Linked DNA regions of Homo sapiens: region 2 is linked to region 1. Evidence: chromatin loops called from intact Hi-C (ENCODE). Cell type or tissue: IMR-90. All regions are shown on one strand. Links, peaks and the distances in the headings refer to the core of each region. The heading gives the core; the rest is flanking DNA. Region 1 has its middle 120 kb from the start of KCNN2. Region 2 has its middle 190 kb from the start of KCNN2.

The links. A loop is a pair of places that touch in the nucleus more often than their neighbours do. Peaks named below come from ENCODE experiments on the same cell type or tissue, not always from the same donor. Only the 100,000 strongest peaks of a DNase experiment are listed, where the experiment ranks them.
Region 2: it touches region 1 in a loop (2.7-fold over the local background); 3 of 110 quality-filtered maps call a loop at or near these places.

Annotation. Positions count from the first base shown.
Region 1 is chr5:114,236,791-114,248,360 of GRCh38, forward strand. It overlaps a transcript of KCNN2 not described here. Among named protein-coding and RNA genes, the nearest start is that of KCNN2, 120 kb to the right of the region's middle. In IMR-90, for the core only: no CTCF peak of the experiment used is centred there; DNase peaks (open chromatin) are centred at 2,311 and 7,061; H3K4me3 peaks cover 727 bases; H3K27ac peaks cover 3,310 bases.
Region 2 is chr5:114,171,217-114,182,786 of GRCh38, forward strand. It overlaps a transcript of KCNN2 not described here. Among named protein-coding and RNA genes, the nearest start is that of KCNN2, 190 kb to the right of the region's middle. In IMR-90, for the core only: no CTCF peak of the experiment used is centred there; a DNase peak (open chromatin) is centred at 5,355; H3K27ac peaks cover 264 bases.

The DNA of each region.
Region 1 (11,570 bases), core at 2,149-10,148:
TGTACATGTACACACATATATATACACATACTTGCTTTATTTGGTGTTTATGGAAAAGGATACTATGCTATACGTAATATTTTGGGACTTAATTTTTCATAGTACTTAGCTAAGATTCATCATATTTTGCATGTTACTAGTTTATTCAATGTAACTTTCGGTAAAATATACCACATCATAGTCATCAAGCCTCCCAAGGAAAAACACTGTTCACAATAGGTTCACTCTGTGGTGAACAGTGCTGCTAAAATAGTCTTGAACATAAGTCTTGCTATACATGTGCAAGGGATTCTCTTGGGGATATATTTCTAAGAATGGAATATCTGGATCACAGGAGCTATGTGATTGTTCAGCTCTTGAAAATAAGACCAAACTGATTTCCAGTACGACAAGCAATTGTTGCAACACTCTCTCTCAAAAACTTCACCATTCAAACTTCCATCTCCTGATGTGGGTTGTCAAAATTCACACACACACACACACACACACACACACACACACTCACACACACACTCACACACCCCACAGAAAAAAAAAATGCCCTGGTTTTGCTTTCTATGTGTGAAAAAGAACCTACCTAGGCAAGACATGTAAGCCCCTAGAACTTCCAGAAATTGAGGGAGCTGACCTAGATTAGTATCTTTCAAGCCATGTCCTGCAAGTGGCTTTGCTGTGTGTACCTATGCAGTTGTGGACATTGGAGACTATTTGGTACCTGAAGGTGGAGATAAGGTAGGAGGGAGAGAGAAGGCTGGGGCTTTAGTAGATCCCCCGCCATGACTAAGAAAGCAGCTTCACTTTTATCTCTAAATTTTTTTTTTATTTTACCTGATGAAAATCTTCCTTTGAAAAACACAATCTAAAGTTTGAAACACACTGGCACAGGCAATTTCTCAGGTCCCTTACTGCCCTAATGTTTTATGATTATGCATTGTATTATTTATGGTAATTAATGCTAGCTGCAAGTGATTAAAGCCCCAAATCTCAGTAACTTAGTCAACAGAAATTTATTTCTAACTCATATATAGCCTTCTACGGGTTGGGAGAGGCTTTACTCCACGAGGTGACTCAGGGAACTGAATCTTGTGATGCTCAGCTCTTGCCCCGTGGCCTTTTAGGTTGCAGCAGCATAGGAAGAGATGGATGGAGGAAGCATACCAGCTTCTGACTTACTTAGCTCAGAAGTGACACTTGAGCTCACAGCCCATTCATCAAACCAAGTCACGTGGCTTCAATTTCACCGCAAAGGAAGCTTAGTCATGTAGAGGAACACATTGAATATCTGGACTCAGTAAGTCTCTCTAGCATTTGTACCAAGTGCAGGAAACATAATTCACATGCAGAAGGGCAGAGTGATCACAGTAAAGGTGAGATATAGTTAAATACTAGAGACTTCTTGAGAAATACTTTGCTATCCTCTTGTAGGTTACTCTTTTCAAAAGATTTCCATTGTGGTCTTTTTGTTTATTTTCTAGAAAATATACACTATTTCCATGAAGACCTCTAATTCTCTTTTTTTAGACTTAAAGGATAAATTACAAAAATTGGATTATTGTTGGGTGCAGTGGCTCACGCCTGTAATCCTAGCACTTTGGGAGGCCGAGGCGGGTGGATTGTCTGAGCTCAGGAGTTCAAGACCAGCCTGGCCAACATGGTGAAACCCCGTCTCTACTAAAATACAAAAAATTAGCTGGGCGTGGCAGCAGGCACTTGTAGTCCCAGCTACTCGGGGGACTGAGGCAGGAGAATCGCTTGAACCCAGGAGGCAGAGGTTGCAGTGAGCCAAGATCGCGGCACTGCACTCCAGTCTGGGTGACAGAGTGAGACTCCGTCTCCAAAAAAAAAAAAAAGGATTATTGTTCTCTACTGTATTGAAATTTAATTTTCTAAAAAACAATTTATTGGATTCCACCATAGGGAGCTGGCATGGCAATTTATGTTAATTTAGAATGTAATTCCACTAACCTATGTCCTATCAGCCTGAGCAGTCTATCTCTTTTAACATAGATCAAAATGCAAAGGCCCTTTTCTCATGAAGCATGGACCTATTTTTTTTATGGTGTGCTGAGATGAAGGAGAACAGGGTACAGTGTTCCTGATAATCTTTGATGTGATTTAATTGTATTTTTGAGCTTGATGATAATGTCTTTATCATCTAGTTACTGTTCTACATCTCATCTCCTGGTGGTACAGCATGCTCAATGTGGTTTACTTTCTGAAACAACAACAGATTTAGTTTTTATGTTGATGAGGATAGGAAGAGGCCCAAAGATTGCATCAGAAGCAATTAAATCATTTTGGGAAGAGTTAGTATGCTCTTTGGAGGGTAATTCTGGTGACTCAAAGTAACTGTAAGTGCATAATGGAAAGAAGCCCATGCCTGGTGTGGGTGTGTAGCTTAATGGAGAATTGGGAAAATAGTCAGCTAGAGAAGCAAAGATAAAATTATAAACCCAGTGATGTGGGAAATAACTGACATCAGGGGATATATTTCAGCTGACTGATAAAAAAGCCACCAAAGACTTTGAGAAGGAAAAGAGGAAAAGTTAACCGGTGTGAGGAATAGAGGACAGAGAGGAGATGCTTATTGAAAAATTTACAGAAATATATTTAGGAGCTAAATACTGGCATGAGATATTTTTTAAAAATATTGCTCCTGCAAAGGAAAGTACTATTTTATTTCCTGACCTTGTTTTAAAATGAAGCCTAACTGGGGCAAAGCAGATTTAGGGACAAAAAAAATGGGATAGGACCATTTTGATTCACCCTATCTTTATCAGTTGGAGGAACACTTGAGAAGAGACAAATTAAGGTCGTTTTTTGTTTTCAACTATTTGGATCCTTTAGTATTTTTTGTCTTGTTGCTTCCAGTGGTTACTCACATTCATGTTTGAAAAGTGGTTCTTTGCAGTGTGAGCTAATGAAGTAACTCTCTAACAGTGGTTTCCCTGTGGGACTTAGCCCTTCCTTCTCCTTTATTTTACCAATTTTCTTGAGGAAACCTCCTGAGATCTTCATTTGATGTCATAGGTGTTAAAGCCTTTGAACTATCAGTTGAAAGCACCAAATAACAAATAACCAAAAGATATATTAGAAAGGCAATTAGAATCTAAAAATTTTGAAGTATTAGATTGAGATTATTTTGTAACTGCATTCTAAGCATTAAAAAGGTAATTCGTATATTATTGAAATAATCCAAGGAATAGAAAAAATTGAGACCTTCCCAGTTCATTTTAAGAAACCGCCATAAGTTTAACATGAAAACTGTCTACAGTATCCTCAAGAAAAGTAAGGATCATTTTCAAGTATGAATATAGATATTAAAATTAAATAAAATGTTGGCTAATCCATGTTTTAAAATGATAGTAACTTGTGATTAGGGGAAACTTACTCAGTTTACATGGTTTAACACTAGTAAATCACATATAAAATGTATTATACCAAAAAAATTTGAATTATAATTATTTAATTATATTGTAAGATGTTAGACAAGAATTGGTGAAATTCATTTATTCCTCATAAAAGCTTATAAAATAAGAATAGATGGAAATTGCTTAGACATGATAGAAAAACATATAAAAATCTACTGTTAATATTATATTTTAAAAAGAAAGCTCAAATTATATTTTTCTTTCTCTTTTTTTTTTTTTTTTTTTTTGAGACAAAGTCTCACTCTTTTACCCAGGCTGGAGTTCAGTGGCATGATCTCGACTCACTTCAACCTCCACTTTCCCAGTTTCAAACAATTCTTGTGTCTTAGCCTCCTGAGTAGCTGGGCTCACAGGTGCACGTCACCATGCCCGTCTAATTTTTGTATTTTTAGTAAAGACGGGTTTCGCCATGTTGCCCAGGCTGGTCTTGAACTCCTTGCCTCAAGCAATCCACTGCCTCATCCTCCCAAAGTGCTGGGATTACAGGCATGAGTCACTGTGCCCGGCCTCAAATTATTTTCAATAATGTAAGAAGTAATACAGAGATAGCTGCTTATCACTGCTATTACTCAAGTAGTATTTTGAAGATTTTAGTTAACATAATGAGGCAAAAATATTTTTATAGATCTTTGAAAAATTAGTATAAATATGTGAAAAGAATTTAAAAAATTATCTGCTAATAATGAAATTACACAAGAGGATTTATTAACTCTCAGGCAGATTAAGGAAATTGGTAAGATTGCTGAATTAAAAATATATAAAAATTAATAGCTTTTGTGCTAACTAGCAATATCTAGTTAGTAAAGATTATTTGGAGTAAAAAACATTTGTATATGTGTCTATATGTATCCTGATCCAAAGAAAAATAAATTATAAACCACTTAGATATAAGTACTTGATTATAAAAGGAAGTTATGAAATATAACAAACATATTTAAAGAAGACTCAAACAGTAAATGTCTGGATAAAATAACTCTAATGTCACAAAAATAGCAATAATTCTGAGAACATTATGTAATTTAATGTAATTCCACTCAGCATTTCAATAGATTTCAATAGATTTGGAATAGGTAAAATTCATTTTAGATAACGAATATAGTAGGATAAATTTTGGAGAAGAGCCAAAACATTTTGAATAAAATAGTGAAGATAGTTATGCCTTAACAAAAATTAAAATGTATACCAAGTTGCTATAATCAAAACATCATTCTGTCTTCAGGAGAATCTAAATAAATGGACTGGTGAAAACTAAAATATACCAAAATGGAGTCAGGTATTAATACGTATAGGAAGTTACTACATGGTAAGGATAAAATTTAATTCACCTTTTAAAGGACAATTTATTTAATAAAGATTGCTGTCATGTGGAAAAGAAAAAGCTAAGAACCTTGTCTTTCACAATAGGCAAAAACGTAATCTATGTTAAATATTTAAGTGTAAAAAATAAAAATGTTAGAATAAAATTTACGAGAATATATATGTGGATATATATATATATACGTATATATATACATATATACGTATATATATGTATATATATACGTATATATATACATATATACGTATATATATGTATATATATACGTATATATATATATGTGTGTATATATATATATATATATATGGAGTGTGAAGGACCACCAAAATTAGACAGATCCCTGGAAGATTTAAAGATATACATATTGGACTATTAATCTTTTAAAGCATGTACAGCTATATAGAACCATGAAGTATGGAGATTTTATTCATTTTTCAGGCTAAAGGGCCTCCCACAATTTCATGGATCAGTGTGTTCTTGTGCCTGTTTCTTGAGCCCCAGTTCCCACACGGTGAAATGGAGAGTGTCAGGTAACACATGCAAACACAGTGGGTTACAGAAGAGATATCCTGAGCTTAGGGACCCTAAAATTTTTATAATGGACAATAAGCATGCCTGCTTATTATTATTTAGAGGGAGGTATGATCTCTGCTTTCCATGGCTGCTCTCTATGCAAACATCCTTGTAAAGAGTGCAGAACAAAGGCAGTCAGTGCCTCTGCTCAGTAGACATATGAAAGCCAAGACCCATGGAGAGTTGTCTTCAACAATAGCATAAACAAAATAAAAGGTAAAATAATGAACCTCATAAAAATACTTGCAGCTCATATAATAGACAATGAGTTTGCATAGTTTTGACCCAGAAATCCTGTGTTGATAACATATCTAACAGGCATTAATCCAGTTCTCTATAACTATTTATTTACAAGGATATTTATATAAGCATTGTTTATAGTGACACCAGTTGAGACACAACCTGAATGTCTACCAAAAGAATGATTATATTAATTCAACTATTTCTCTACTTAGTCCTTGGGAAGACCAGTGTTCTATGTATTTATTTTGAACTCGCGAATAGGAAAAAAGCAACTTCAGAGTAAATGTTAGAAAGAGCAAGAAGGACAGAAGGAAGGAAGGAAGCAAATCGATCTCTAGGTATTGGTATACATTTTTGTGAACATAGAGAAAGGAATAGAAAAGTATATTACTATTGGATTCCTTAGGGAGAATGCAATATAGGGAAGATAGATTATTAACTTTCTAAAAATGTGGTTCATCTTTGTATTGCTTCCCCTATTACAAATTAATAAAACACAAAAAATAAAAATAAATTGGCCATTCTTTTGGCAGTAAATGAGGCCCAACATGCCTTGTTTGGGACTCATTCATTCATCTATTTATTAAACAAATATTACTGAGTGTTTTCTCAGTGTCAAATACTGATTAGACAGGGAAAACACCAGTGAGCAAAAGAAATATTCTCTGCCATTGTGGAACTTATATTCTAGTGGGGATGTCAGAAAATATAAAAATAAACATATAATATGTCTTCATACAAAATTATTGTTACATAGTATATTTTATACTGCATAAAAAGCCCTCTAAATCTAAGTTATTTAGATTGTGGCTTAGAAGAAAGCCATTTTAAGTTCTCAGAGTTAAGAGGAAAGAAAAAGATGAATAAGAACCTACAATGACATTTGATCTCAACTAACCTGTGTAACATAGCAACTCACACATATGTTTACGGTAGTCTCCCCTTTTCCTCAGTTTTGCTTTCTGTAGTTTCAGTTACTCGTGGCCAGCTGAGGTCTGAAAATGTGAAATGAAAATTTCCAGAAGTAAACAATTCATAAGTTTTAAATTGCATGTAATCCTGAGTAGCGTGATGAAATCTCGCAGTGTCTGGCCCCATCTTGCCCCGTACCTGAACCACCCCTTTGTCCAGCGTATCCACACATCTATGCTACTGGCCCATTAATCACTTAGTAGCTCAGTTATCAGATTAACTGTCATGGCTTGTGTTCAAGTCAACTTTATTTAAGTTAATAATGGCCCCAAAATGCAAGAGTAGTGTTGCTGGCATATTGTTATCATTCTTGTATTTCGTTATCAGTGATTGTTGTTAATGTCTTACTGTGCCTAATTTATAAGTTGAACTTTATCATAGGTATGTATAGGAAAAACATAGTATATACAAGGTTTGGTATGTGGTTTTAGTCATCCACTAGGGATTTTGGAATGTGTTTCCCCCAGGATAAAGGGTGACTACTGTACTTATGTTACAGAACACCAAAGCAGGTTTCACTTTGGGTAAGAATAAACAGGAGATGAGCAATCTTCCATCCAGAGTCCTTTTTTGGTATGAAAACATTCTTAAACCCTGTCTTAAACTACTGCGGATTGCAAGTACTGGATCCCAAAAGGAAGGATTCACTGAGGGTAACTGTAAGACAACTACAGTAAATGTTAACCCTAAGAGAAACCTGGCAGACCTAATCTCAGCAACTGGTTTACTGATATATGAATGCATGTGAGAATGCTTCTGAATGATGTGGTTCCTCAAATCCAGAACTGAAAGGCAGCTGTTAAATGAGCTTCACTCATATCTAGTTAGGGCAGTCTCTAAATTCTAGAACTTTCTGAAAATAAGAAGAGGAAGTTAGTGTAAATGTGGCTTTCCTGTTGGAGCACGCAGTAAACAGACTCCTAAGAGTAGCAAGAGTAGAATTTTTGGACCTAAGAGCAAGATGGAATTTTTTTGCTTGTTTATTTAAAAAAAAAGAGGCTGGGCATGGCGGCTCATTGCCACTTGGGGAGGCTGAGATGGGTGGATCACCTGAGGTCAGGAGTTCAAGACCAACCTGGCCAATATAGTGAAACCTTGTCTCTGCTAAAAATACAAAAAAATAGCCGGGCGTGGTGGCGGGCACCTGTGATCCCAGCTACTTGGGAGGCTGAGGCAGGAGAATTGCTTGAACCCGGGAGGCGGAGGTTACAGCGAGCCGAGATCGCGCCATTGCACTCCAGCCTGGGCAATAAGAGCAAAACTCTGGGGCGGGCATGGGGGGTTATTGGGGGGAGTGTGGAGGGGAGAGACAGAGAGAGAGAGAGAGAGAAAGAGAGAAAGAAAAAGGTCTGTGGGCTTCTTTAGACAGTAGTCCATCTGTGTTGTGTTGGTGAAGTTTGTGAGGACAGTAGCAGCTTCCTGGCTTGGTGTTTATGTCAATTAACGGTGGTATCTGAAGCTTTACTCATTGAAGCTAACATGCAGGTTATGGGGCTCTAAAGTCACAAATACAAATTCATTTTCTTAGTGGGTTTGCTTATCATTTAATAGGGTGCTTCTCTTTTGGAGCTTCTAGAACTGCTGGGTTATTCTGTAACTTAATGATAACAATGCAGGTGAAACTCTTCCACAAAATAAAGCAAAAAATATTAATGGCTGTCAAATTACTCAGCATAAAAGCCAAGAAATAATAGTTGTACAAGGCAGTGGCTGTTTAAAAAGAATTGTCAATTAAAGTGTTTAGCCATTTGCAAACAAATTCATCAGACAAAAGCAGGTACTGGTAAAATATTTAAATCCTTAAAATAATAAAAGAAGATTAAGGTGTCAAAGTTGATGAAAACAAATATCCCATAGTAAAAGCAGGAATATTTTCTTTCTAAATCAAAAACTCTAGTGCTGCTGTCACTGCAGTTGTATTCGTATGTGGGTGAGAGAGGTAGAGAGGTATTTGGGTGTCTGGTTAGACTTGAAGTGGTCTGAATGTTAGCAGGATTATTGATAAACGTGATATCTCTTCATGCACATAACAAATCACCTTGCATTTGTGTAGCATTTTATACTTCACCAAATGCTTTCACATATATTATTTCACTTAATCTTTTCAAGACTGTTGTTACTAACAAAGAAACTGAATTTCAAAGAGGGAAAGTGAATTGCCCAAATTCACACAGCATCTATATCAAAAGTAAAGTTTCTTATTTCTCACACAGCTCACTGCAGCCACACTATAGCTGCCTTTTGGTTTATAGTGTAGTGGATGAATTGCTTGCCTGTCTGTTCTAGAATGATTTATCTGACTGTGAAATAACAATATAAGTATTTTTTGGCAAATTCCAATATTCTTTGTCAAAAAACCCCTAAAAACAAAACAAAACAAAAAAACATAGAGCTGTCTTAGATTATCTAGCTCAAACTCTTCCTTTCACAGTTGAGGAAAGGAAGGCTGAAAAATTTACCCAAGGGCCTTTAGCAAGTTGGAGAACAGTCAGGAACAGGTGGACATATCTTATGTGCTAAGCCACTGAGGACTCTTTTCTGCTCTCCTGTGCTGCCTCTACCTTATCACCCAACTTGTTCTCAGCATATCTACTAAAACTCACAGAATTCACACAGAAGGCCAGATATATTGATGTGGCCTCAAACCCTCAGGGATATTAGACATATAAACAGATTTTCTAGGATAGAAGTTTTTTCTTGGAGGATCAGGGTGGTCTTCAAGCTTCAGTACAGTACCATGACTTTGATCTCTGATTTCCACTGATCTGTTAGGTGAATTGTCCCTGAGTTTATTTCCTATTTTCGTGAATGTAATTTTCTCTATAAAATTGCCTTGATAAATACATAAGTACTTGTTGTAGATATAAATATATATGATACTAAAGAGGCCAAGAAATACTGATTTGTGCTTCATTTTGTTTATTTGTACTCATAAAAATACCTAATAACTATAATGTGGGATGATTATGCATCTTATTGGGTAAAATTATTTGCGATGCTCTAGGCAGCAAGAGCAGTCTTCACTTTTATGTAGAGAAACCATTATGTTGTTGAAATTTTAGAAGATAAACAATGCGTAGGTCATTTTTCATGGTTATGAATACTTATCTACCTATTACAATGATATATTTGGTCTATGAACTTTATTGTTTATAGAGTAGAATTACTAAATCACTAAAACTCAGAAAGGCTATAAAATGATTAATAATTATACCAAGTTAAATTGACATTACCATTATATAAAAGTAAAAAAACTAACATTGGTATCGTACTTTTAGAGCTACTGTACCTTTATTTAAGGCCAACTAAACAGGTATTTGTGATAGTCATAATCCCAAGGATATGTCCATAGTTGGTTGGTTTTTAACTTTCAAATGAATAACACAATATTCAAATGAATAACACAATATTCAAATGAATAAGACAATATTATTCTTATTCAATTGTTACTAATATGGAATATTAGTTAATATATATTAGTTAATATTCTTATTCCATTTGTTAATAATGCCTTTATTAGCTAACATAATTTAATATTTCTAAAACCTAAGTTAATGAATTATTCGAATGTTTTTAATTGAGAAGGTAGAAGGAAACGAAGGAAACAACACTGTTGTTGTAATATAATTTCTCTGATTTGTTACCTGGAAATGGTTAGATTATATCACTTGCTGATGAGTAGGATCAAAGAGTGACCTGGGGCCGGGCACTCACGCCTGTAATCCCAGCACTTTGGGAGGCCGAGGCGGGCAGATCACTTGAGGTTGGGAGCTCGAGATCAGCGTGACCAACATGGTGAAACTCTGTCTCTACTAGAAAAATAATAATAATAATAATAATACAAAAATTAGCCAGGCATGGTACCATATGTCTCCAAAAAAAAAAAAAAAAAAAAAGAAAAGAAAAGAAAGAGTGACCTGGCTAAATGAATAAGAGATATCTGTGCTGACTCTTCTGTAACAGACAGTTTTCTACACATGCTGGCTCCTTATTTGTCACTTGAAGATGATTCTTGGTCACTGTCTGTCCATAAATGTTCATGAAGTTTCCTTTAGATTAAAATGTATCAACAATGCATTATTAAATTTTATTATTTAGATTTTGAACTCTTGTTTCATTACTGGCAAGTCCCCAAAGGTCAGCAAAGTGCTGAAAATGTGTCCCACTGTGTCATGTTGAATAATTTCTAAAGACTTTTTAAATGAAAGGACCAGGATTGAAAGTAGATTAAGTATCCACTTTCAACTTACTTATCAAATATTAGATCAACTATAAAGAATAGTTAACTTGCCTAATGTTTTTAGTAGCCTGAACTTGCTAAGAGCATGCTCACGTACCCCGTTCCATGATGGGATTTGTCAGACTACCTTAAGTAGTAGCTTAGATTTAATGAAACAAGAGTAAATGATTTAATCCATGGAAATTGCTGGCAACTATGTCTGACACACAGCAAGTACCCAAAAGGGTAGCCATTGTTGACATAGTAGTTTTTTTTTTCAGAGGAAGGATTATGTCTTAGGTGGGTTTCTGGATTTGCTAATATTATTTCTTTCAAGTTTAATTGGAAGCCCTCCTTGTGCATCTCAGTATAATTATCTTCAGAATTCTATCTTAATTGTTTTTGTGTTTTCCACCTGAGACTTTGGACTTCCCTTTTCTTTGCTTTCCGTCCTGACTTAGAACAGAACTCTAGACTCTTCTTACAGGTGGATGACTGCTGTGAGCAAGAATGTTCAACATGTTGCCTTCCTTATTCGAATCAGGTCATGTCGACCTACTTGAAGTCTCAGTCCAATGCCTTCTTGTATAGTAATGCTCCTTGTTTCCCCCAGATTTTTACATGGACAGGAAAGAGGGAAGTGTATATTAGGGGGTTAGGATGATTCAAATACGCATTATTTCAGCTTGAGAGTTGGTGTCATCCTCTTAATGATATTATGGAAATTCATCATGTTTGGAACATTAAATGGTACCTATAGTACATCTTTTAATTTGCCTCAATTAGAACTGACAAGGTTAATGAGAAGTTTAGT
Region 2 (11,570 bases), core at 1,920-9,919, 66 kb before region 1:
AGCTTTGTCTTCAACTTGGAGGCCACATTAGATATTAAAAAATAATAACAACATAAAAGAAAACCTTTGCAGTTCTCTTAAATATGACACATACCTCATAGGTAACATGCCTTCTGAGTTGGAGGAGAAGCACTCAAATAGTTGATACTTCAGTTGTTTCTCATTGCCTTGCAAAATATCAATATTGTTCCTTTGGCTAAAACATTTTAGAAAATCAGTGGAGAAATTTAATGAGTTTTACTAATTATTCGATTAATATTTCTTTTCAATACAGCACTCCATTTCTCCTTCACCTCTCCTGCTCCTTGGGAGCAGAACACAGACCCACAGTATATGTTTAGGACTTATCGCTCTCCTTATAGCATGTATGGGCATACACTAGTCCCTCGTTAAGGACTTTCCTCTCTAAACTTTGAACTTATTTAAAATTGTGGAATTCCAGAGCCTCGCTTTTCTTATATGCTTTTTTTTTTTGAGAACTGTGTTCTCTCCACCTTCATATTTTTCCCTTGATGCCTAACCCTAATTTTGAATGAATACCCTGAGGGCTACTCACTAATGATTTTTCATGCTAACTATAAATGTGCTCTTTGACCTGTGGAATGTCATTTTATGGCTGCTTTACCATGTCTTTGTGACTTTGCACTCATGTAGCCTGAAAGTGAACTAAATTGTGTGTGTGAGGAAGGTGTGAACTTATCAGTATAATTATCCCAGTTTTCAGGGTGTATAGTATGGAGCCCTCTTGTTGTGATAAAGCAGTGAAGATGAAAAAGATGGAATGTGCTCTGGGTTTTAGGAACTCAGGAAACATTATTGATCCTATAATGCTTCTAAGCTTGACCAAGGGAAGGGAAGTTTCTACAAACCTATTGAAGATAAGCCTTTGGAGATGACCATATATAGTTTCTCCAGTTGATTCTCAATTTCGTACAACCCTCACTTTCATCCCAACCTACCAGTTTACACCACAAAGTGAACTACCAGCACCACTTGTTAATTCAACAAATATTTATTTGGTGCTTATTATGGGCAAAGTATCATGCAAAGCACTTAATAAATATTAACAAAGAAGGTAGGAAGATTGGTTTCATTTCTAGGGTTTTTACCTTATTTTTTGAAATTCTAAGAATTATACTATTACCTGTTAAGCCAATATCTCCATCCATTCCAGCCTTCTCATCCCTCACCAACTTACCAACTTACGTATTTTCTCACCTCTATTTTAGCTATCACTGGGATGTTCACAAGTTCTTAACAATTAGAGAATTACCTTGTCTTTCTGGAAATTAGAAAACATTTACTGTGTGTGGGAGAGTTATACTGCATCATGGAAGCTTTCAAGTGGGAAAATATAAGGAGATAACACATATTTAGTTATATATATATTATAGTTTATATAACATATATATCCCATATATTATAATATATAATATATATTATGTTGTTTTGATTTGCATTTCTCTGATGATCAGTGATGCTGAGCACCTTTTCATATGCCTGTTTGACACTTGTATGTCTTTTGAGAAATGTCTATTCAGATCTTTTGCCTGTTTTTTAATCAAATATTAGATTTTTTTCTGTAGAGTTGAGTTCTTTATATATTCTGGTTATTAATACCTTGTCAGATGGGCAGTTTGCAAATATTTTATCTTATTCTGTGGGTTGTCTCTTCACTTTGTTGATTGTTTCCTTTGATATGCAGAAGCTTTTTAACTTGATATGATCCCGTTTGTCCATTTCTGCTTTGGTTGCCAGTGCTTGTGGGGTATTACTCCAGAAATCTTTGCCCAGACCAATGTCCTGGAGATTTTCCTCAATATTTTCTTTCAGGAGTTTTGTAGTTTGAGGTCTTAGATGTACATCTTTAATTCATTTTTATTTAATTTTTGTATATGGCAAGAGATAGGGGCCTAGTTTCTTCTGCATAAGAATATCAAGTTTTCCCAGTGCTATTTATTGAAGAAACTGTCTTTTCCCCAACATATGTTGTTGGCACCTTTGTAAAAAATGAGTTCACGGTAGGTGTATGAATTTGTTTCAGGGTTCTCTATTCGGTTCCATTGATCTATGTGTCTGTTTTTATGACAGTGCCATGCTGTTTTGTTTACTGTAGCTCTGTAGTATAATTTGAAGTCAGGTAATGTGATTTCTCTGGTTTTGTTCTTTTTTGTTCAGGATAGCTTTGGCTATTCTGGTGGGTTTTTTGTTTTTGTTTTGTTTGTGTGTGTGTGTGTGTGTGTGTGTGTGTGTGTGTGTGTGTGTGATTCCCCATACAAATTGTAGAATTGTTTTTTCTATTCCTGTGAAGAATGTCATTGGTATTTTGATAGAGATTACATTGAATCTGTAGATTACTTTGGGTAGTAGGAGCATTTTAACAATATTGATTCTTCCAATTCATGAACATAGAATATCTTTCCATTTTTTGGTGTCCTCTTTAATTTTTTTCATCAGCGTTTTGTATTTTTCATTGTATAAATCCTTTAGTTCTTTTGTTAATTCCTACATATTTAATTTTATTTGTGGCTATTGTAACATTTGATGTTATAGAATATTTTTACTATATTATTTTTATTTTTCATCAATCATCATGTCTAAAAGTAACAAAGCAGAAAATGTCTAAGAAAATCATTAGTGATACTAGCACTGAGATGGCAGATTCACTAAAAATTTAGTTATAAAATAATGTTTTTTATTTTAATTTTTACTTTTTTTTGCACTCAACCTCCAAGCATGCTTTTTATTTTAACTTTTCTGAAATGTCACCATGACAAAGTATGATAATGAAAGAGCCTTTACATGTCTAATTTTCACAAATAAATTCTAAATGAGTATGTTTCCCCCAAAGTACCTTTTTAGTTAAATATTTCTTACAATGCAAACATTATTCTCAAACTCTTCAAGTGGCTCAGAATTATTTCAGTTGAAGTAAAACGATCAAAAACAAAATGAATTTAGAAAACCCAAGGACAGCTGTCAAATTTTGTCCCCCAGTATAACCAACTGGGTAGTTGTCATGGCTTCATAAGATACATGAACCCTGCTGGAGACAGTGATATCTTAGAAAACAACGCAGAAAGTGTTTCTGAAGAATTGCCTCCCATAGTAAGTTTGCTTTCTGACTAAGCAGTGACACAAACAGACCTACTGCAGATGGATAATGGTTGCCTTATAGAATTTGGCATTAGTCTAGACAAGAGCATTTAGAGTAGATTATGGAAACTGACCTGCCCATTATCTCATTTTATGTTTGGAAACCCTAAGTTTTCTTGTATTTCTTACTTCACTTCTGAACTGACCTTTGCCTGAAATGGAAGATCCTCTATCATGCAAGACTGGAAGAATTTATTCTGTGTTGCATGTCCTTTGATGTATATTTCAAAGATTTCAGCTATATCCAGTCATGCTGCGTTTGCTCAGGTGCAATGAAAAACCTCTGTGTTTGGCATACCCTTGTAGGTGAATTTGTATATTTCCCTTCTCGATAAAACAGGATGTCATGAAATTTAATTCCTGATTAATTCCAAAAGGCCTGCTTCCTCAGGTATGGATTAAAATATATTCTATCCTTGGGATAATTTTGGCTGCCCCAGCAGCTGCCAAATATAAATTAAATGAACTGGATTTTCTGTCCAAGACAAGGCAGGAAATAGGAAATTATCATTTGAGCCCTTAGTATATGTGAAACCAAAGCTGCCCCCAATGGGCTGTGTGAGTTGTGCTGTGTCCTCCCTTCAGGAAATAACTAAAATCCTCAAGAAATAATTAAAATCTTTAGTCCCTCCAACACTGCATCGCTTTTAACCACTGATACTATTTATTTGCTGGGCTGTTTTCTTTTTATTCTCAGCATGTTATGACAGTTTGGGCTTGTTTAGCAAGAGGTAGTTATAAGCTGTGGTTTCAGAAATGTTTTTCTAAAAAGATTAGAATGATTAATACTGTAATGTTAACAATTGCTATCTCTTTAGGCTAGGATTATGAGGAATTCTTAGATTTGGTATTATTCTCACACATAAAATGTTATAACTTGCCACGTATATGTATTACAAAGTTTCTTACTAAGGATTGGCATCTGTTGCTGCCAATAACTATATATAAAGACTTTGAATTTCTGCAACATTAAGTTGTGCTCTTTCTAGGCATAGGTAAATTTGATTCCGCCCTTTAAAATAATGTACTCATAAATTTCTGAATAGACTCTTGTGCATCAGGTGTACATGTCAAAGGTAAATAACATTTATAATCACATATGGTGGGATCTGCATCACTTTGAAAGGATGAAACTTTTGTTGATATACTCAAAGAGAAAGGCCTGATAGTATTATTTTTATGCTGAAGATCCTGAAAAAAACAGGTATAGTTCTGTAGGTGAAATAATTTCTGAAATTCTAATAGTGACTGAAGGAGGGAGATGTAAAGTATAGGCACACTCAAGGACACATTTTACAGGGAGAAAATAGACACTTTGCACAAAAATTCAGGTAATAAATGACCAAAAATGAAATTAAATCTATGAAATATTTTAATTCTTTTGTGACTTAATGTAGCCCATAAACTAGTTGCAATTGCACTTTAGTTGAATTGCTGTATAATTTGCCATTTTGCCAGAGTTATTGTAAAAAATGAAAAGAATTTGATATTCATAATGTTCTACATCAATTCTGAAATGACTTGCAAGCTTTATCTCCTGAAAACAGTAAATTTCAAAGGCAATTGCTATACAGTTATTTCTTAGGTTAATATAGTATTCACATACATATTTCTTATTGGAGATAATTACATTTCATGTGCAATTGTTTTCTTTTTTGTTGTTGCCTGATAATTTCTCAAATCACTTTTCTTTGCTACTGTAGACCAGTGTTTCTTGACCTCAGCACTGATGACATTTTCAGCTGGATAATTCTTTGTTGTTGGGCCTGTCATGTGTAATGCAGAATCTTTAGCAGCATCCATGTTCCTTAACCACACGATGCCAGTGCACCCTTTCCCAAGTGTGGCAACCAAAAATGTCTTCAAACTTTGCCAAATGTCCCCTGGAGGGAAAATTGATCCTGGTTGAGAATCACCTCAGACAAAGCTATAACAACGCTTATAATCATAAGTTTTTTTTTGGTATTTCATCCTTAGTTCTTTGTTTTTGGGGAAAATAATCTGTTATTCATGTCAAATTCAGTGATATATTAAGCCTGCTTTTCCCAGGGTTCAAAAGACTTTGGCTCTGTAAGGCTGAACATCTAAGTTTATAAAACATTTTATTCATGGGCTAGAGTTGCTCAAATACTTTACATTCTAATATCACTAAGAAAACATCACAAGAATGACTGAGAGGAATGGAGTTGTTTTTGATGATGCATTAATAAGGAATGCTATTATCATTATTACTAGAAGCCATTAGTCACTAGTCATGACTTTCATGCAGATATAAAATAAACACATGTCAAAGGTGTTCTTCTACACATTTATTAATGAGGGTACCAGTAAGATGTTAAACTAATCCAAAGAGCATTTGAGAAGCTAGGTATTCATAAGCAATTTAATAAAGGGATATTAGATACAGAACTGGTTAATGTTTTATGAGGGCGATGAATAATAACTTTTGGAGATTTATTTTTTCACCAAACAAATATTATTTGCATCTCTACAAGATAAAAATATGTAAGTTAATATAGAACTTTACCTAGTCTCTCTCTCTCTCTCCAGTGTGCAACCTCTTCTTTACTTCCTTTTTCTTTTTAAAGGAGGAACAGTTTTTTTTTAAACCATAACTCTCTTCTCATGTCTGAAAAACTCTTAGAGTAAATGGTCTACAATCACTTCATTCATTTTCCACACCCTAAAGTCAGGCATCCAACATTTTCAAATTATTAAATATAAGATATCAAGTGTTGGATAATAACAGCAACATTGCTAATATGCTGGTTTTTTTTTTTTTTGAAACGGAGTCTCGCTCTGTCGCCCAGGCTGGAGTGCAGTGGCGCGATCTCGGCTCACTGCAAGCTCCGCCTCCCGGGATCACGCCATTCTCCTGCCTCAGCCTCCTGAGTAGCTGGGACTACAGGAGCCCGCCACCGCGCCCGGCTAATGTTTTGTATTTTTAGTAGAGACGGGGTTTCACCGTGTTAGCCAGGATGGTCTCGATCTCCTGACCTCGTGATCCACCCGCCTTGGCCTCCCAAAGTGCTGGGATTACAGGAGTGGGCCACGGCACCCAGCTAATATGCTGTTTTGTATGTATGTCACACATCACAAGTAAATTTATATGTATTCTATATATCCATATATATATATATTTTTTCCATTAGCCTTGGGGGACTTGTGAAATTATTTCATACAGTTGTTGGTGACCTAAGGTAAAATTTGCTAAGTTAATTATGAAATACACCATACAAAACATTAACATAGTTCCTGAAACAGATATTTAATAAATATATTAACAATAATAATAATTACAGCATTTTTATAGAGTACTTTAATTAAAATTGTGCTAACTGTGAAAATCTAGAATAACTTTGAAAGTTAAAGTATGAGGTAATTAATCAAGGCATTGCAATCCTAGTATTCTGTTTTAAATTTAATTTAAGACATTATCTTCTCAGTTAAGGAAAAGAGGAAAGACAAGAAAAGGAAACAAACCATTTTGATCAATTAGACATCGGATTAAATCAAATAAAAATAAAAATAGATTTGAGGTCTTTGTAAAACAGCATATGTTAAGACCCAAATTCAGAAACCTGTGTTACGCCTGTCTTAAGTTTGAGTGCCTTGTAATTTTATCATATGACATTGTTTTTAATTTAGTCATGAAAGACAATGAACGTCTTCTTAAATGTGATATCTTTTTGTATTCTTCCTATTCACTGCCTATTCCTTTCCACCAAGGAAGAAAATGAAGATAATAAAACATGCTGAGATAAATCAGTAAAATGTTTTTTACATTTTCATCAGTAATTAAATAAGAAATGTATAGACTTCCCACTGCATGTGTATTCTGACTTCTATAAAGGCTCAGCTTTTCCCATAACTTAAAAAATATAATAAATAAATGGAAGGTGGCCAAATGAGAGTTCCATAAACTGCCATCTGGCAGTTCCTTTCCACTTTGATCTGATTTACTTCATCTGGTGGTAGAATGTGTCCATCTGAAGATAAATTCACACACAGCTCAGCTATGTAATTATATTACATTTCAGGAAAAACTGTATGTGGTCAAGCTTGTTAAAGATAGTCAGTTTCTATGGAAGTACACACATTTTCAAAGCTGTTGGAAGATTATCAGAAACTGTAGGTGACAAATTCCAGATAGAATTACCCATTCCCTCTCCAAAGCCTGATCTCTGTTTATTTCCCTTGCAATAGGAACCTCTACAATGCATAATTTTCCCACTTCAATTCATTTAGCCTTTTAGTGGGGCTCCTCTTCATTTTATGTAACACTATTCTTTTGATATTTTTAAGTGCTTCTGTTTAACACTTCCAAGAATAAAGCAGTTAATTTCCCATTGCATTTTATCTCACTCTAAAATTAAGGTTAGTCATAGAGTTAGGGTTTCATTTGTCATTTTGCTAAGGAGGCCGGATCATGTGAATGTATTCAGTTTAAATTGCACTTTGATGTCTGGGTTGACATATTTTCTCAGTTAAGAGCAGAAATACCTGGCAAGTAAATTAGCTTTCCTGTGACCTTCAGTCTTTTCTTAATCTGTTTGTAGTTTAAGAGGGAATATGAATATGGTCTAGCCCCTGGAGACTTTGAATGCAAAGACATTAGCATCTGTAGGCTTTTTGAGATCCCTCCAAGACAGAATTCATTTGGTGGAACATAAACTTGGGGAACTGTATTAGTTACCCATTGCTATGTGACAAATTGGGCCCAAACTCATCAGTTTAAAAACAAGTATTTATTTATTATCTCACAGTTCTTGATGGTCAGCAATATGGATATGGCTTAACTAAATGGTTCCAGCTCAGATTCTCTCCCAACGTTTAATTAAGCTGTAGGCTGGAGCTGCAGTCATCTCAAGGCTTACAGAGCTACAAAATTTATTTGTAAGCTCACTCAAGTGATTGTTGTCACACCTCTGTTCATGCTGGCTTTGGCTGGAGGCTTCAGTTCCTTTCCACATGTGCTTCTCCGTAGGGCTGATCACAGCCTGGGAGCTTGCTTTCCCCAGAGTGATATAAGAGAAAGAAAGGAGAGAACAAGAGTACCTCCACTTTTCCTCCTCATTGTGCTTTCAATCAAAGGTTATTATCTCCATTTAGAAAGTAGAGGCACAGGGTCAAGAACAAGCCTAAGGTCACTGAGCCAGTCAGTAGGTAAAGAGCCCATGCTCCTTTCATTATACTCTCCTTTTCTTATCTTGGGAAACTTCCCTGTCTACTTTTAGACAGTGTTTGGACTTCTGAAAGAAAATGTCAAACTTTTTTTTTTCTAAAGCTTTCTTTGGTTTATTTTTACCTCTCCAGGCACAATCATCACTCCCACAGCAACACTAGCCACCCATTTCCTCACAGTAGAGCGTTTAAAACCTTAAAATAAGACTCAGCCATATAGTAGTTTTTAAATTTTTCGTCTTAATTAAACACATTTTTGAAATCAAATACCGCATTCTCACACCGTGATAGAGACTATGCAAAGAATAGAAAGTATGGATATTATCTTCAAGAAGCTTAAAATATTTAGAGAAATAAAACACAAGAAACATTTACAGCCACTTATCTTTATTTTATTAATCCTAGATTTTTCCCCCTTTGCTTCAACCTATTAAATGTATTTTTAAAGAAAATTGAACATGACTTCTATAGGTCAAGGGATATTGGCCATATGTCTTTTCCCTGAAGCACGAGGGTGGGTGCACTCTGTGGACAAATATAACAAGACAAAACGGATTATAAGTTAAACGTTCAATAATGAGTGGTAAGACAGTTTGAGTTGACAAATTCTTCATACTTGGGCTATGGTTCCTACCTCCAAAATCCATATAGACATTTTTTTTTCTTTGAATCTCAATTTGAGCTCGTGATCTTCTCTACCCAGAACTTCAGTCACTACTACCGAGTCTCATTTTGTACACAACTGAAATTACTGTATTTAAGACTTGTTTTATACCCTTATTGTCACAATTACAGTTAGCAATACATTTCAGACAATATTTATAACCCTAACAATTATATTCTTCCTTAAATTTCTTGCCTCTGTGTTTATAGTTAACACTATAAAAGTGCTGAATTTTGAGGGCTTTGCTTTTAATCAACTTCTTGTGTTATTTTAATAATACTTTTAAAAGAAAAATATAAGAATTCTAATCTTTTAAATAAAAGCCATTCTATGCAAAAATACTTTTTATTATCTATTATTATATTAATGTCAAAGAATAATTTGGCTATCTATACATATATATGTATGTAGATACTGGCATACCTTGTTTAATTGCCACTTGCTTTATGAGCTTTGTAGATACTGCAACTGAGGGTTTGTGACAATTCTGTGTCAAACCACCCAAACCCCTAATACAATACAGACTATAGCCATCACTGCAAAAAGTTCCCTCAGCCCCCTTCCTAGTCAACTTTCTCACAAACTCCTCAGAGACAACCACTGATCTGATTTTGTCTTACTATTTCTGCCTGTTCTAGAACTTCATATCAAATGGGTCATACAATTATCTACTCTTTTGTATAATGCTTCTTTCATTCAGCATAATGTTTTTAAGATTCAGACATATGTTGTTACATGTATGAGTAGTTGGTTCTTTTTTATTCTTAAGTAGTATTTCATCATGTATATTTATGTTTATCTAATTTCTTATTAAGAGCTACCTTGGCTGTTTCCATTTTGGTTTTTGTGAATAAAGTTGTTATGAATACTCTCATGCAAGTATTTTTGTGGACATGTGCTTTCTTTTCTCTTAAGTACCTAGTACTGAAATTGCTTGGTCATAGGGTAGATGTAGGTTTAGTTTTCCAGAAAATGCCAACCATTTTTCCAAAGTGGTTGCATCATTTTTATGAGAGTTCAAGTGATCTACTTTCTTGCCAGTGTTTGTTCTCGTGAGTCTTTAATTTTAGCCATTCTGTTTTGTATGTGTAGTATCACCTTGTGGTTTTAATGTGCATTTCACTGATGGATAAATATATTGAATAGTTTTTAATGTGCTTATTGGCAATGCATATGTCTTACTTTGTGAAGTGTTTTCAAATACTTTGCTGTTATTTTTTGGATTGGTTATATTCTCATTACTGAATTATGAGTTCTTTCACATTCTGGACAGCAGATATTTGCCCATTAATTTCTCCTTGTATTGAATATGTGGGTATTCATTTTCCTAATGATATATTTTTTAGTCAAAGTTTTAAATTTTAATAAAGTCTAATTTATCAATTTTTTTATTTTGTGATTGTTGTTTTCTGTTTCCTGTGTTGCAAAGGTACTCTTTTATGTTTGCTTCGAAATATTTTTATAATTTTGGCTCTTATGTTTAGATCTATGTCCATGTCAAATTAATTTTTGTGGGCAGGGTGTGGTGTCTCACGCCTGTAATCCCAGCACTTTGGGAGGCTGAGGTGGGCAGATCACCTGAGGTCAGGAGTTCGAGACCAGCCTGGCCATGGTGAAACCCCGTCTCTACTAAAAATACAAAAATTAGCCCAGCGTTGTGGCGCACGCCTGTAGTCCCAACTACTAGGGAGGCCAAGGCAGGAGGGTCACTTGAACCCGGGAGGTGGAGATTGCAGTGAGCAGAGATCAAACCACTGCACTTCAGCCTGGGCAACAGAGGGAGAAGCTGTGTCAAAAAAAAAAATTAATTTTTGTGTATGTAAGGTGTGGGTTAGATTTGATATTTTTAAAAATATGGATATCCATTTATTTCAGGACTCTTTACTGAAAACTCTTTTCTTCCTGCATTAAATTACTTTGGATTCATTGCAGAAACTCAAATGACTTTAGAATTATCAATCTACTTCTGAGTTCTCTACTTTGATCTAGTAGAAACTTCTGAGTTTCTCTACTTCTTTGTTTCATTGATCTAGTTGTTGATCCTGCCTGCTGATATGTCTTTATTACTCTAGCTTTATAGTAAGCCTGAAAATTAGGTAGTGTAAGTCCTTGAACCTTATCTTTTAAAATGTGGATATGAGATGTATTTTTTTCATATTTCCATATAAAATTCAGAATCATGTCTTCAGTTTCACAAAAATAACTGAAAATTATCATGGGGATTTCATTGACTTCATAGAGAGGTAATTACATCTTAACAATATTGAGCCTTCCAACCACTAACATTATATATTTTTTCATGTATTTATGGTTACCTGAATTTCTTTCAGCCATCTTTGGTGGTTTTTAGTATAGAGGATTTTTGTGATCTCTCCTAAACCTATTTCTAAATATTGTATGTGTTTTTGCACAATTGTAAGTAGAACTATTTTTCTAATTTCATATTCCAACTGTTAGCTGCAAATATGTAACAATACAACTTATTTTTATATATTAGCCTTGTATCTTCCAAATTTGCTAAATTCATCAATTGGTTTCTAGTTTTTATATTCTATAGATTTTTCTA